Linked DNA regions of Homo sapiens: all the other regions are linked to region 1. The links are chromatin loops, found by intact Hi-C in ENCODE. Cell type or tissue: endothelial cell of umbilical vein. All regions are shown on one strand.

The links. Hi-C counts contacts between places; a loop is a spot of excess contacts. Peaks named below come from ENCODE experiments on the same cell type or tissue, not always from the same donor. Only the 100,000 strongest peaks of a DNase experiment are listed, where the experiment ranks them.
Region 2: it touches region 1 in a loop (8-fold over the local background); 10 of 110 quality-filtered maps call a loop at or near these places.
Region 3: a loop joins it to region 1, with 8 times the contacts of the local background. A loop is called at or near these places in 4 of 110 quality-filtered maps.

The regions. Positions count from the first base shown.
Region 1 is chr17:28,131,330-28,136,329 of GRCh38, reverse strand. NLK (nemo like kinase) reads right to left here. Exons shown (of 11, transcript NM_016231.5): 3 at 3,655-3,710. Among named protein-coding and RNA genes, the nearest start is that of NLK, 91 kb to the right of the region's middle. In endothelial cell of umbilical vein, no CTCF peak of the experiment used is centred here; DNase peaks (open chromatin) are centred at 2,569 and 4,539; H3K27ac peaks cover 2,833 bases.
Region 2 is chr17:28,031,498-28,036,497 of GRCh38, reverse strand. LOC105371709 (a long non-coding RNA gene) reads left to right here. Exons shown (of 3, transcript XR_934637.4): 3 at 2,037-2,358. Among named protein-coding and RNA genes, the nearest start is that of NLK, 8.7 kb to the left of the region's middle. RefSeq lists an enhancer at 1,684-2,883. In endothelial cell of umbilical vein, no CTCF peak of the experiment used is centred here; a DNase peak (open chromatin) is centred at 2,057; H3K27ac peaks cover 1,392 bases.
Region 3 is chr17:27,983,251-27,988,250 of GRCh38, reverse strand. The region is part of intron 2 of LINC01992 (long intergenic non-protein coding RNA 1992); the gene reads left to right. Among named protein-coding and RNA genes, the nearest start is that of LINC01992, 6.0 kb to the left of the region's middle. RefSeq lists a cis regulatory region at 925-1,481. In endothelial cell of umbilical vein, no CTCF peak of the experiment used is centred here; DNase peaks (open chromatin) are centred at 1,190 and 2,680; H3K27ac peaks cover 3,763 bases.

The DNA of each region.
Region 1 (5,000 bases):
TTCTACATGTAGCTAAGAATTATAAGGCAGAAAACAGAAGACTACTGAAGTTTAGGTTTGAAAGATTTGATTTTTCCATCTGTAGTCAGCTAATTACTGTGAGAGTAATGTGTCAATTTTTTAACCTGAAGCTAAAAAATTAAGTGATATGATAGGATGAAATAAAATAAAACATTTAAGTAAATGGTATACCAGAGGGTTCCATGAATATTTTTTGACAAAGGCTCTTTACTTAAACATCTGCGAACAATTTTGAGGAGGAAAATTTCAAAGAAACATTCTAACTGATGAAACGGGTTGAAATTTGCTACCAACAGCTACTAACCTATATCACTCATGGTTTTAAACCATAACTATGCTAACTTTCCCTCTGTTTTGTAAGTATTTGAAATAATGATGAATCAAAGATCTCCTAGACTCAATTAAATTATGGCCAATAATAATAAGTGACTGAGAACTCTTATCTTACAGAAGCACATACACAGTTTTCAAACCAAGTACCAAAATTAATGCCTGATATAAACAATATGTGCCTGAACTATAAGGTAGAAAATGGATATAATGAATTAACTAAGTGTTCAATGAAGAGAACCTAAATATCTTTGGCATTTATTCAATATATCCACATTCACCAATTATCTTACATGGAAACATTCTTTCTTCACATATGGCCTATGTGCAGTAAAGGGTTAACTCAGCAGACCTGGGCTGTCCAAACCCTGCACATTCCGAAAGTCTTCAAGACTGGCCCCTGACTTCTAGGAAATAACCTCTGGGCCACTGCAATATCCACCTGACAATAGTATCTTAGTATACCTGGGGCTTTGGGCATGCCAGATAGTTTATGCTAACAATATGATATACGGTGAATACCTGTCTTTGTCTGGGGCCTTGGGCTACGCCATATTAGTTTGACCTCTGGAGGGGAAGGGAAAAAGGAGGGCTGGAGACTCGGCAGCTAAGGTCACTCACATGGGTGCTCCATGCCTATGTGACTGACCCACAATAAAAACCTTGAACACCAAGGGAATAACAGCTTTTCTGGGTCCTGTGAGTTCTTCTAGCGAATCACTGAGCCTGAGGGTGGTCTTGGGAACCCCCAACACATGCTAAAATATAGCAAAATTCATATTTAATAAAGGAAATTTCTTCTAATTTTAAGGTTTGGTTTCAGCAACTTCATTTCCAAAGAGACAGAAACAGTACTACACACTGATAGGAATGCTACTATATGGATTTCTTTCCCACCAACTAAAAAGAATAAAGAGGGGTAGCTCCTGGCCAGGTATAAGAAGGTACTTCTGCTGAATGAAACAAGTGGTGATCCATTCCCACCAGCTCTCTCCTTTTCTTCAATGAAGACCCAGGTAATCTTCAGGAAGTCTATGAAATGGAATCATTAATGCTTTCTCCTCAGTTGCTACTACTGACCTACAGTTGAGGAGAAAAGAACTTTCTCAATCCTTCTACCCTTAGGTTAATTTTGTACTTTTAAAATAAGAGTTTGTCAGAACCATCTGGCCAGGTTCAAGGTTTCAGCTATACAAAGACATTCTTGTCAGCCAGGAACCAGTCAAGGGACAGTCTTTTCTTTGGAATGTGCAGAGCTGGGGCACCCCAAGTCCAATAACCCTTCACTGCACAAAAGGATTAACTCCATAAAGGATCTGTGGATTAAAATATCACCAAAGATTACAGTTTCCCCTCAGTATCCAAGGGGGATTGGTTCCAGGACCCTTGGAGGATACCAAAATCTATGGATGCTCAAGTCCCTTATATAAAATGGTGTGGTATTTGCATATAGCCTGTATCCAATCCTCTGTATGTTTTAAATCATTTCTAAATTACTTATAATGCCTAATAAAATATAAATACTATGTAAGTAGTCATTATATTGCTTTTTAATTTGTATCACTTTTTTTTGGCGGGAGGGCGAGGTCTCACTCTGTCGCCCAGGCTATAGTGCAGTGGTGTGATCACAGCTCACTACAGCCTCGACCTCCCGGGCTCAGCTGATCCTTCTGCCTCAGCCTCTTGAGTGGCTGGGACTACAGGCATGTGCCACTACACCCAGCTAATTTTTTTTGTATTTTTGGTAGAGACGAGGCCTTGCTATGTTGCCCAGGCTGGTCTTCAACTCCTGGGCTCAAGTGATCTGCCCACCCTGCCTGAGCCTCCCAAAGTGCTGGGATTACAGGTGTGAGCCACTGTGCCCACTATACTTTTTATTTTTTTATTTTTATTTTTTTTTCAAATATTTTTCATCCATGGATGCAGTTTCACATCTATGGAGGGCTGACTAGCATTCAAGAGCTTTTGGTTTAAAAGATCAAAACATCCCAGCAGTGTTGATCAGTGACAATTCTATTACCATATAAGGTTTCCCAAATCCTTACCCAGCTTAGTTCTCTTGGGAAGCTCTTAATTGTTCCTATTTTCTAGGAAGTTATCAAAGATAACAATCTCATATGGAATTACCAACCCCCTGTGTAAGAATGAGATTTTCATTACCTCACTGGTGAATCAGAAAAAGTATCTCACTATTACATTGGTTTCCATTCTGAGTCATAGGCCTAAAGTATTAATAAAAAAGCCTAGAGTTTGAATAAACTGCACTATCATGAGCTTACCAAAATCAATGACTTAGGATTTCCTGTCTTTTATTTAAAGCTTTACCAAGTTAAATGTGGAATGGAAACTGGTGACACTTTGCCCAGGAATGTCAGGGAGGTTAACTTATGTCTCAATTTTTTTCATGCACAGTCCCAGGAGCTACTACCATGCATTATTTTATTATTACCATGGAGCTATCACCAGGCATTATTTTAACATTATTTTATAGTTCATTATTATTCACAATGTCTAACATACTATTTTTAAACATCAACAGTAGTAACAGGAGAACGTTAAGGGCTCTAGCCTGAGAATCACATAGGTAAGGGCTGAAAGCAAGACTACATAGTCAGAATACCTGGAACCAAATCTCCATCCCCACACTTACTAGCTCTGTGATCTTGGTCAATTTTCTTACCTTTTGTGCCTCAATTTCCTCTTCTGTAACATGGGAATAATCACAATACCTTCCCCAGAGAATGTTTGTAGGATTAAATAAACATGTGTAAAGAGCTTAGAATTGTGCCCGGCATCTGATAAAAACTATATAAGTAATGGCTATTATGTCAATATCACCACTACCACCACCATCATTCTAAGGAACATAAGACAACTTAACTTACATTAATTCTACAATTTCTATCTTACCCCAAGTGTTATAATAAAGGGCAGTATTACTCTCTTAACCGACAGGCAGCTGTTGTATAGTGGTAAAAGCACTTTCCTGGGTTCTACTACAACACAGCTGCCTCACTGGTTTCATCTGCAAAATGGGGATGGTAATAATCTATCTCATAAGGCTGTGTGGGGATTAAATATCTGTTCAGATGTTCTGTTCTGTGGCATCACCACACAGGATATGTTGATAATACTGAGCTCTGCCAGACACACAGGATTTCAAAATTACCTGGTTCCAGGTACTCAATCACTTCTGCAAGGATGAGATTTAAAATACTTGAAGGCATGAACCCCAAAAGGTGCTAGAAGAACAAATTAATTTTAAAAATTGTCCCCTTCTTTCACATTCCCTGGTTAGGATACATTTCTTCAAAATAGTCAATGTGTGGAGGTTGGAGTATGTCAAGGGCAGAGAGTACCTGAGAAAAGGAAAAAAAAAGTCAAATTTAGAGAACAAAAAAGGAAACAAAATTCGACATAAATGCAAGTAAATACTAACAACTCTTTAATGCTTTAAAGCTTAGTTACAATTGCCCACTGAAAATTAAATTCGTCTGTCAAGAAACACAGTACTAAACATTAAGATGGATTCGTACACTTACTATCCAAAAGACTTACAAAATGAGAGAGGCAATTGGGTTACACCACACGCTACCAAAATCCCTGCACAGGAGAGAGTTTTTGAAATAAACACCCTATTTTAAACAATCAATGTTACTCTAAGAGCGTGAGAAGCCACATCTATCATTCATTCCTTTATTCCTCTGTTCAACAAATCTTTACTATGTGCATTCTACCTGGCAAGCACTAAGCTTTTAGGTTATCCTGTTGAACAAAATAGGCATCATCCCTGCTCTCATGACTACAGAAGAGGTAAGCACTAAACAGTTACAGATATGTAATTACAACATCTATTACTATGGAGGAAAAATGTAAAGAAGGGTAGAGAGAAAAAGCTTCCCTAAAGTAACACTACTCTAGAATTTGAAGGCTGAGTGGCAGTTGGTTGATCGATGGGCAGGCAGTGTAAAGACACTGAGGCAGATTCTAGAGACAGAAAAGCCAGTGCTTATTGAATATAGAGGGTAGGAAGAAAATAGACTAACATAAAGTAGAAGAGGAAGACATGAAATACACTACACAAAGTCTCTTTAAATCATACTAAGCATTTTTGATTTTATTCCAAGATTCTTGTAAGAAAAGAAGTCACTAGGGTGAGGAAAAAAGACTTTACGACGCAAGTCCTTTATAAAAGCAGCATAGTACCCGTGTAACTTCCGCCATCAAAACATAACAAACAAATCCCCTCCCAGCTGTCTTGCTAAGCTAATGAGAAATACCAAGCTCAAAGGACATGGAAGAAACTACTTAACAGGAAATAAATTGTGTGGTACTAGTTCAAATTTTATGATCTGTAGCTTAAATTTTTTTTTTTTTTTTTTTTTTTTTTTTACTACAGAGAACTTCAAACATATAAAAGTGGGCAGAATAGTATAGAGAATGCCCATGTAATCAATACCTGGCCTCAGTTATTCACACACATGAACATTCTTATTTCATCTCTACCCTTTACTCTCCCTATATAATTCTCAAGCATATATCAAACTTATTTCAGCCATAATCAGTATCTCTAATGAAAAAAAGGTTAAAAATTGCAATGATCAAATCTAAAATGTAAGTGTTTAAAAATATCATCAAATATCCAGTTC
Region 2 (5,000 bases), 100 kb after region 1:
ATGGGAGTTCACTCATGATTTTGCTCTCTGTTTGTCTGTTATTGGTGTATAAGAATGCTTGTGATTTTTGCACACTGATTTTGTATCCTGAGACTTTGCTGAAGTTGCCTATTAGCTTAAGGAGGTTTTGGACTTCATGTCTAAAACACCAAAAGCAATGGCAACAAAAGCCAAAATTGACAAATGGGATCTAAATAAACTAAAGAGCTTCTGTACAGCAAAAGAAACTACCATCAGCGTGAACAGGTAACCTACAGAGTGGGAGAAAATTTTTGCAATCTACTCATCTGACAAAAGGCTAATATCCAGACTCTACAATGAACTCCAACAAATTTACAAGAAAAAAAACAGACAACCCCATCAAAAAGTGGGCAAAGGATATGAACAGACACTTCTCAAAAGAAGACATTTATGTAGCCAAAAGACACATGAAAAAATGCTTATCATCACTGGCCATCAGAGAAATGCAAATCAAAACCACAGTGAGATACCATCTCACACCAGTTAGAATGGCGATCATTAAAAAGTCAGGAAACAACAGGTTCTGGAGAGGCTGTGGGGAAATAGGAACACTTTTACACTGTTGATGGGACTGTAAACTAGTTCAACCATTGTGGAAGTCAGTGTGGCGATTCCTCAGGGATCTAGAACTCGAAATACCATTTGACCCAGCAATCCTATTACTCGGTATATACCCAAAGGATTATAAATCATGCTGCTATAAAGACACATGCACACATATGTTTATTGTGGCACTATTCACAATAGCAAAGACTTGGAACCAACCCAGATGTCCAACAGTGATAGACTGGATTAAGAAAATGTGGCACATATACACCATGGAATACTATGCAGCCGTAAAAAATGATGAGTTCATGTCCTTTGTAGGGACATGGATGAAGCTGGAAACCATCATTCTCAGCAAACTATCACAAGGACAAAAAACCAAACACCTCATGTTCTCACTCATAGGTGGGAATTGAACAATGAGAACACATGGACGCAGGAAGGGGAACATCACACACAGGGGCCTGTTGTGGGGTGGGGAGAGGGGGGAGGGATAGCATTTGGAGATATACCTAATGTTAAATGATGAGTTACTGGGTGCAGCACACCAACATGGCACATGTATACATATGTAACTAACCTGCACATTGTGTACATGTACCCTAAAACTTAAAGTATAATAAAAAAAAATAATGTTCATGATTTAGATCAGTGCTGTCCTAGAGAAATGTGAGAGCCACATATGAAATTTTGTGTTCTAGTAGTCACACTAAAAAGTTAAAAGAGGCCAGGTGTGATGGCTCACACCTGTAATCCCAGCAATTTGGGAGGCCAAGGTGGGAGGATCGCTTGAGCCCAAAGTTCAAGACCAGCCTGGGCAACATAGTGAAACCTCATCTCTATCAAAAAAAAAAAAAAAAAATTAGCCAGGCATGGTGGCATGTGCCTGTAGTCCCTGCAACTCAAGAGGCTGAAGTGGAAGGATCACCTGAACCCAGGGAGGTTGAGGCTGCAGTGAGCCATGATCATGCCACTGCACTTTAGCCTGAGCAGCAGAGTGAGACCTTATCTAAAAAAAAAAAAAAAAAAAAAGGAAAACAAAATTCACTAGCCACATGTGGCTAGTAGCTACTATATTAGACAGCCCAAATCTAGATCATGGGTTTGAATCCTTAATCTGTCCCTTACCAGCTATGTGACCTTGGGCAAGTTCCTTAACCTATCTTAGTGTGAAAAATTTCCTTGTCTGTAAAATAGAGAGGTTCCCTGACAGATGCAGTTGTGATAATTCAAAGAGACAATCCATGGAAAGCACATAGCCTGGGGCTTGCTAGCAGTAAGTGGGATGGTTATTATTAGTACAGGTATTACAATCGAAGGCAAAGTGTCCCAAGTGTCCAGTGGAGAAATCATCTTGGGCACCACTCAGTTCATGTCCCCAGCATTCCATCCACGTGGAGTGGCTGGCCCCTTAAACACATCACCAGACAGTACAATTTCCGGCCTTTTCCATTTTGTTCCATTTTCAGGAGCTGAGCATGAAGAACGAGAAGTCGGAAGTGAGTCAGCAGGATAGCACTTAGAGCCTAAAAAAGCAAGCAGGACATCAGAATGCATAAGCAGGAATATAATGTGCAGGAAGTGGGAGGTGATCTTCCCTTTCTTCCAAGAACTGGCTCACCCCATGAGTTGTCTGCAAAGACTTTGCAGAACTTGGGCCAGGCCCAGGAATATTAAAGGACTACAAAAGGAGCAACTCACATTCAACAGTGCTGGGTGCTCAACACCTGTTATCTCATGTGATCAATCGTCAATATGTCCCATTTTGCAAATGAAGAAACAGACTCGGGAAGTCAAGGTACCTTATCAAATCTCACACATCTCGTGAGTGACAAAGCTGGGGCTGGCCCACTTCCCACTGTAACCCACAGCTGGAGGGAAGGGGCAAAGAAGTGATGCTATGGAGTACCAGGAAGGACAGGCAGAGAATTCTTACCCTTTCAAGCCTGGCAGCCAGGGGCCTCCCTCACTGGGTGCATGATACTTTTTTAACATTTCTTACCCAAAACTGTTAGCAGAAGGCAAGAGGATCACCTCCGACCTTTTAGCACACACATTCCTCTGGGTCACACTACGTCCATTCTCTGTCTCCATGCTTCGGGCCTGGCTTATCTTTCTACCTCTTCTTCTACCCAAGTTCTACTCACTTTTAAGGCTTTGCTCTTGGAGCCTCAGATCTTCTTCTTTGTTGTCTTTTTTTTTTTTTTTGAGAACCTCGACCTCCCTGGGCTCAGGTGATCCTCTCACCTCAGCCTCCTGAGTAGCTGGGTCTACAGGCATGTGCCACCACAGCTGACTAATTTTTTTGTATTTTGTAGAGCTGGGGTTTTGCCTTGTTGCTCATTAGAATCTGCCTGCCTCAGCCTCCTAAAGTGCCAGGATTACAGGCATGAGCCACTGCACTGGGCTGTAGCCTCAGAACTTTCATGAAGCATTTTTCCTGATACAAGTCCCTCTGGATCTCTCTCTCCCCTGAAGAATTTAGACATTCAATGTCTGCAATATTTATTTGAAACATACACTCTTATTTATATAATCTTATTTATGTGATGCCGTGAAAAACTTTCTAGCTGTCTGACCTTGGGCACTAGACACTTGAGCATGCTTCCTCATCTGTTCAATGGGTATAATAACACCTATTTTGCAGTAGAAGGTAATATTGAGAAAATTAACTAAGGTCATATATTACTATATGAAATATCTAGCACAATGCCTGACACAGAGTGGCCACTTGGGATAGGTAGTTCCCTTCCTCACTTTTTTTTTCTTTTTAGAGAAACAGCCCAGGCTGTTCTCAAACTTCTGTGCTGAAGCAATCCTCCTGCCTCAGCCTTCCAAAGTCTTGGGATGACAACCATGAGCCACAATACCTGGCCTCTTTCCTCACTTCTGTGTGTTGCTTACTTGTCATTATTTTCCTGGTATCTCTATTTCCAGTGCTCTTCTGTTTGGGGAGTTGGTTGGGGAGATGAGATGTGATACTTTAATCTTAGTAAATTGTAAAATGCTTCTCCCATCTTCCTTCATCCATTTTTCTGAGCCCCTACAGTCCCTCCATCAGTTTCGTGACAGGGGATAAAGTCATCAATGCCAAAGCAAAGGTGGAGGCTCGATAAGAGAGAGTGGGAGCAAGGCTACAAACCTCATAGGCATTTGGTATTGCTGAAGGACAACGTGCATGTTCAGGATCAGCTACTGGAAGGTATAACAAGAGAAGCCAGACAAGACAGTGGAAGAATCAGTCAGGGAGCCAATAGCAACTAAGATAGAGACAGGACATGGCAACAAGCTGGGGACTGGGTGAGGCCAGACAAATCTAAGTTCACGTACCACCTGGTCCTTCTTCCCCTACAACTGGGCCTCTTCCCATCCTAACAACACAGGCTCTGAGCCCCAGGAGAATTCCCTTTGCATGTATCTCAGGATGTTGGCCTCATCTTACCCCTCTCCATTTTTCAGTCCCTGGATGGGTTATTTATCCCAGCTCCAAACCCCAGGACCAAACCTCAGCCCTGACCCATGTCCTTGGCCATGTGAGTCAGACGATGTCCCAAACTTCCTTCTTCCTAGATGAGTGGTGAACATTTTATCTTAAAGTTATTAAAAAAGAAAATTTTAAAATAGATTACAAAATTGTTATGCTTAACATTTGTAGGTGCCCTTTATTACTTTGGCTTCTTAAGCCTTAGTAAATGAAAGTATAACTCACATGCATTGGACACAGCAGTAAAATGAGGAATGTTTCATAATGTTATACAGACAATATTCTGTGGATCTATTTTCAGCTTAGAATCCAAATACAACAAGATACTTTTCATCAAAAGGGCAGCAATGAACCATACACAAAATTACCACCTATCCACCCCAATATACCACGTTACAGAGCTCAGCCTCCATGGCAGAATAAAGGTTGTCCTCGCTGAAAGTCCGCAGAGACAGTGGTCCCAGATTAGAGAGCCACAGCCTTAAATATTGATTGCTAGGGTTAGCAGGTGAAACCAAATTATCCAAGACTACAATGAGCATTATTTGGAAAAGACTAAGACAGTGGTGGTTTCCAGACTGTGCTTCACATTGGAATCACCTGAGGATATTCAAAAACTACTGATGCCTGGTTTCAGTGGTATGCTGGTAAATATTTTAAGAATTGGCTGTTTAGAAAGAAAAGAAAGCCCTGATTTATATCCATGGCATAAAAACTTCTATCATGGTTAATTTCTTTCTTTCTTTCTTTTTTTTTTTGAGACAGAGTCACACTCTGTTGCCTAGGCTGGAGTGCAATGGCACGATCTCGGCTCACTGCAACCTCTGCCTCTCGGGTTGAAGCAATTCTCCTGCCTCAGCCTTCTAAGTAGCTGGGATTACAGGTGTGTGCCACCACGCCCAGCTAATTTTTTTTTTTTTTTGTAAGTAGAGACGGGGTTTCACCCTGT
Region 3 (5,000 bases), 150 kb after region 1:
GACCAGTCTTAGGCACAAGCCTGGCCCATGGAAGACAAGCCACTTATGCTAGTGTCCTTGTCATTCCACCACAGGCACCAGAAACTACCAACAGAACTGATTATTATTACTGTTATTTTTACAAAGAGGCTGCTATCTTAGACCAGCAAGGAGAATTCGTATCCCCTTCTGCCCAGTGCAAAGTGCTGGGTGACTTGGCTTCTTTTTTTCTTTTTTTTGAGACAGGGTCTTGCTCTGTCACCCAGGCTGGAATGCAGTGGCACAATCACGGCTCACTGCAGCTTCAACCTCTCGAGTTCAAGCAATTCTCCCACCTTAGCCTTCCAGATAGCCGGAACTACAGGCGTGTACACCATGCCCAGCTAATTTTTTATTTTTTGTAGAGACTGGGGTCTCACAATGCTGCCCAGGCTGCTCTTGAACTCCTGAGCTCAAGCAATGCCCCTCGTTTCATCTTCCAAAGTGCTGGGATTACAGGCGTGAGCCATCGTACCTGGCCCTGACTTGGTTTCCAGTTCTTTCTCCAGCCAATGACTTGCCACAGAGCCTCAGTTACTTATTTTGGCCTTGGCGTCTTCGGATTTTCCTAGGTGATCAGCAGAGATGCTTTTAGAGCCACATGGCAAAGTTTTGACAGGTTTTTTTTTTTTCCATGAGACATAGTCTCACTCTGTCACCCACGGTGGAGTGCAGTGGCGTGATCTCTGCTCACTGCAATCTCTGCCTCCCGGGTTCAAGCAATTCTCCTGCCTCAGCCTCCTGAGTAGCTGGGATTACAGGTGTGTGCCACCAAGCCTGGCTAATTTTTATATTTTTAGTAGAGACAAGGTTTCACTCTGTTGGCCAGGCTGGTCTCGAACTCCTGTCCTCAAGTGATCCACCCACCTCAGGCTCCCAAAGTGCTGGGATTATAGGCATGAGTCACCATGCTTGGCCTGGCTTTTTTATTTCTACATTTTCAGAACCCAAACTGGTGCTGCCTGACACATGGTAGGCACGCAGCACAAGTTTGTGGTGTGCATGAATAAATGAACCAGTGACCATTCAGCTATGGAGGAGACTCATAGTACCTGTAGCCCTGACCCTTAGGCATTCCTTTCCTTGGTCTTAAAAGGGTCCCTTACTCTGTACCTGATGTCATCAGCCAGGACAAAGGACGCAACTTTGGCACAGATATCTTCTGCTTAAGGGAAGCCCATTGTGTGAACACTTACAGGAATGTTAAATTATGATGATAGTGGTTCTTTGAAATGCACATCTGTGAGGAAAGATAAGCAAGACCTCACCATAAAGTACTCACAGGCGTGGGCAGGGCCTGGGGAACACTGTTAAGAGTGCAAACAATAAAGAGCTGTCACAAAAGACAGAAAATGGTTTCTTACAGTCATAATTATGCTTAAAAAAAGACAAACTGACATTTTGGTACATTTCCTTCTAGATGTCCTTCTTTGCGTATTTTTTTTTTGTAGAGATCGTAACGCATACATATTTGAATCCTGCTATTTTTATTCCACGTAACATAAACTTTTGCCCACGTTGTTATAAACTCTTTAGCGACATCAGTTTAATTATTGAATAATACTCCATTTATGGATGTACCATAGTTTATGTAACCACTCCCTCATTGCTAAGCATTTAGTTTCCAATTTCTCCCCATTATAATCAAGGTACTCTGCTCAGAAGATCTTTGTGCATTAAACTTTTTCCATTTTTTTAGATTATTTCATAAAGATAGGTGATCAGGAGTCAAATGCTCGGTCTCCGGGAGTGATAGTCTTAAGATTCTTTTCTTAAAAATTTTTTTTAAATAGAAAAATTTTTATTTTTAAGATTCTTGAGAATATATTATTGTTAATTTGAGAAATGTTCTCATTGTTCTTCAGAATCCAGGCTCTGTGTTCAGACAAGTGGTGTGCAAACGCTTGTTCTGGCATTTACAGTATGGACTTGGCCACCTTGGTTGACCTTCCTAAGTCTCAGTTCCTTAGCTATCAATTGAGGATTATGACTGCACCCTCCTCATGGGACTGTTGTGAAGATGAACAAATAAGACAGCAAAGCTCAGTGCTTGGCACAGAGTGTGCTCCCCACATATTAGCTAGTACTAATTTGCTTATCTTTGGTTATCAATGAGGAAGGGCCTTTTCACTTCTGCCTATTGTCTGTTTCTGTGTGTGTATGTGTGTCTAAATTAAGATATATGGTTTTAAGGTGAAAAATGAAATCATAAGGGACTATTTATTAGGTCAATTAGCAGGCATATAGCTCTTTTTCCCCCCTTTTAGAAAGGGTGCTGCCCAGGCTGGCCTTGAATGCCTCAGCTCAAGCGATCAGCCCCCTAAGTAGCTGAGACTACAGGTGCACACCACCGTGTCTGGCAAATATAGCTCTTTCTCAGGGTTCATCTAACCTCAAAGAAGAGCAGATACTAGTGCTGTACAGTTTCTACCCAGCATTTCTCCTTTGGGCTAGTTTTGGAATCTATCATAAGACTTATCTTTCTCTTTTAATGTTTAAGACTAACTACATTCTTAAGTATGATTTTTATTGTGTGAAGAGAACCTGTGGGAATACATTGCCAATTGTGGAACAAATTCAGAGACAGAACTAGATTTGATTTCCAGAAATCTGTAGTACTGCCGACCTCTCTAAGAGCACATTTCTCAGCAAAGCAAGAACTCCCAGGGCAAGAATCCTGTCCGCTGGGGACAGCTTTAGCCCCTTAGGAGCACGGAGCAGTCCAAGCAGCCGCTGCAACTTCCCCTCCCACTGACGGCATCTATAAATCCATTTCCTGTCTTGTAATTATGTCTCATGTGGTAATTAGCCCCTTTATATAAATGAAGCCAAATTTCCTTGTGTAATGGACTGAAGCCCAAGTGTATGCGAGGAGTTGAAATGCCGCTTTGGCAGGAGGGGGGCCTCTGAGATCTCCTTGGGGGCAGGGAGGAGAGCCCTCTGTGTGAGGAGTCTACACTGTGCCAGGCGCTGTGCTGGTACTTTGCATGCACCATTCCATACCCTCCTCACACTGATCCTTCCTTCCGGGCACCTTTGCCTTTGCTTTTATTGTCCAAGGCCAGCTTCTGTGCACTCTTCAGGTAGAAAATCAAAACCATCAGTGGTACTTAGATGAACACGTGACTCTACATGCCAAAGGCTCTGCGGGGTACAAGGAAGGAAGTGCTGTAGGAACCAGCCAAGGACAGCACCCCTGAAGCCTTGTTCCTTCCTGGAATTTCACGTGGCCCACTGACCCTTCACAGCCCTGAATGTGCACAGGCACGTGTGGAGCCAGCATCAGGGTGGGGCTTCAGGATGCCAGGAGCCCAGAAACCAGCGCAGGCACCCAGCTGTGGGAGGAACATTTGAAATATTGCTGTAGCCCTTGGGAGGACAAGACAGGGACACAGGGGCAGAGACAAGGATGGAGGGGGCGGTTGGAAGAGGTGGGTGCAGGCTTATGCCCTTGAAAAGGGAATTTGGGACAGTGAAGAACGAGGCCACATGTCCCTTTACCCCATCTCCCTCTATCTTCTTTCTTTTTTCCTTTCACTCTTCTCAGGCATCTCCTTCCGATAATCAGGCTGCATTTGCCGGCAGCCGGGGGGGGGGGGGGGTGCGGGGGGGAGGTGTGTGTGTGGAATTCACGGTCTTTTAGCTTGGACAGAGAATTAGAGGGGGCAGTGAACACAAATTGTCAGGAAGGCTAAGAAAAGAGTACGGAGGACATTGGATTAGCCTTGAATCTTTGAGCAGGCTACTTAGATGCTGCTAAGTCCCTTGGGGTCCTGATGTCTAAAATGGGGATAATAATTGATGTCTTGAACACCTCACTGGACTGAGGAGGAAGTGGAATAGACTCGATTTTGATTCAAGGGAATGTCTGAGTATATACTGGTTTTTCAGGGATGTGCCTGGGGAAATACGTATAAATGCATGTTTATATGTAAGTATGCGCACATTGCCCATTCCACATACACATGGTCAACTGAATGTATGTTTTTTTTGTCTTTTAGGAATTTAAAACCACCACATATAATAATAAGTACTTACTACTCATTAACCACTTACTCTATGCTAGACCCTATCTCAGCTCTGTACATATATTTCTTATTTAATTCCCTAAATCCTATGAGGTAGGTATTATTAGCCCCATTTTACAGAAGATAAAACTGAGGCACCAGATTAGGATGATCACTCAAAGCTATGGACCTAGTAAGTGTTAGAGCTGGAACTTGAAACAGGCCTGAATTTCCTAATCTTTTGTCTTAATTGCTATGTTGTTTCTAATAATCTGGGCTTTTCTTTACATCTATAGGCAAACATTTTTGGACTCAGACTCAGATACCATTGCCCCAAGGCGGACTCCCACTTTCTCATCTCCAAGTGGCTCTGATACAAAGTGATCTAATGCTTAAAATGAGAAAGGCTTTGAGGGTGTGCCGTGACTTTCATCTCTGCAGAGCCCCAGGATGTTTCTCCAGCCCCCTTCTCAATATGCAGGGAAGAGAAGCCTTAGACGGGCTTCAGGCTCAGGACAGCAGTGTCAGGGGCTCTGCGTAGGGGGTGTCCCTTCTAGAAAATGGCTCTGGGATGGCTGCTTGTGGACAGGATCCTGCTGCCTGTCTCTCTTTCCTGCCTAGTGAAAGCTCTGGGCCCCTGTGCCTTCTCCTTTACCTGCTTCTTTCTTCCTGAACTGGTGCCCTCTGTTTCTAATTACATGGAATTCTAGAGGGGTTCACTACAAGTCCAGCTTCCGTGCGAGCAAAAGACCCTTCTCCATTTTTGCCAGCAAGTTGGCAAGAGCTGTAGGGTAGGAGTGATGCGGTGGGCTCTAGAGCCATGGGTTCAAATCTTGGCCCTTGGCTATGTCACTCAATTTCTCAGGCCTTCCTTTTCCTCCTCCTTTTTTTTTTTTTTTTTTAAAGAAGGGGGCTATAACACCCATATTATAAGATTATTGCTGGTATTAAATTAATACATAGAAAGAACTTGGG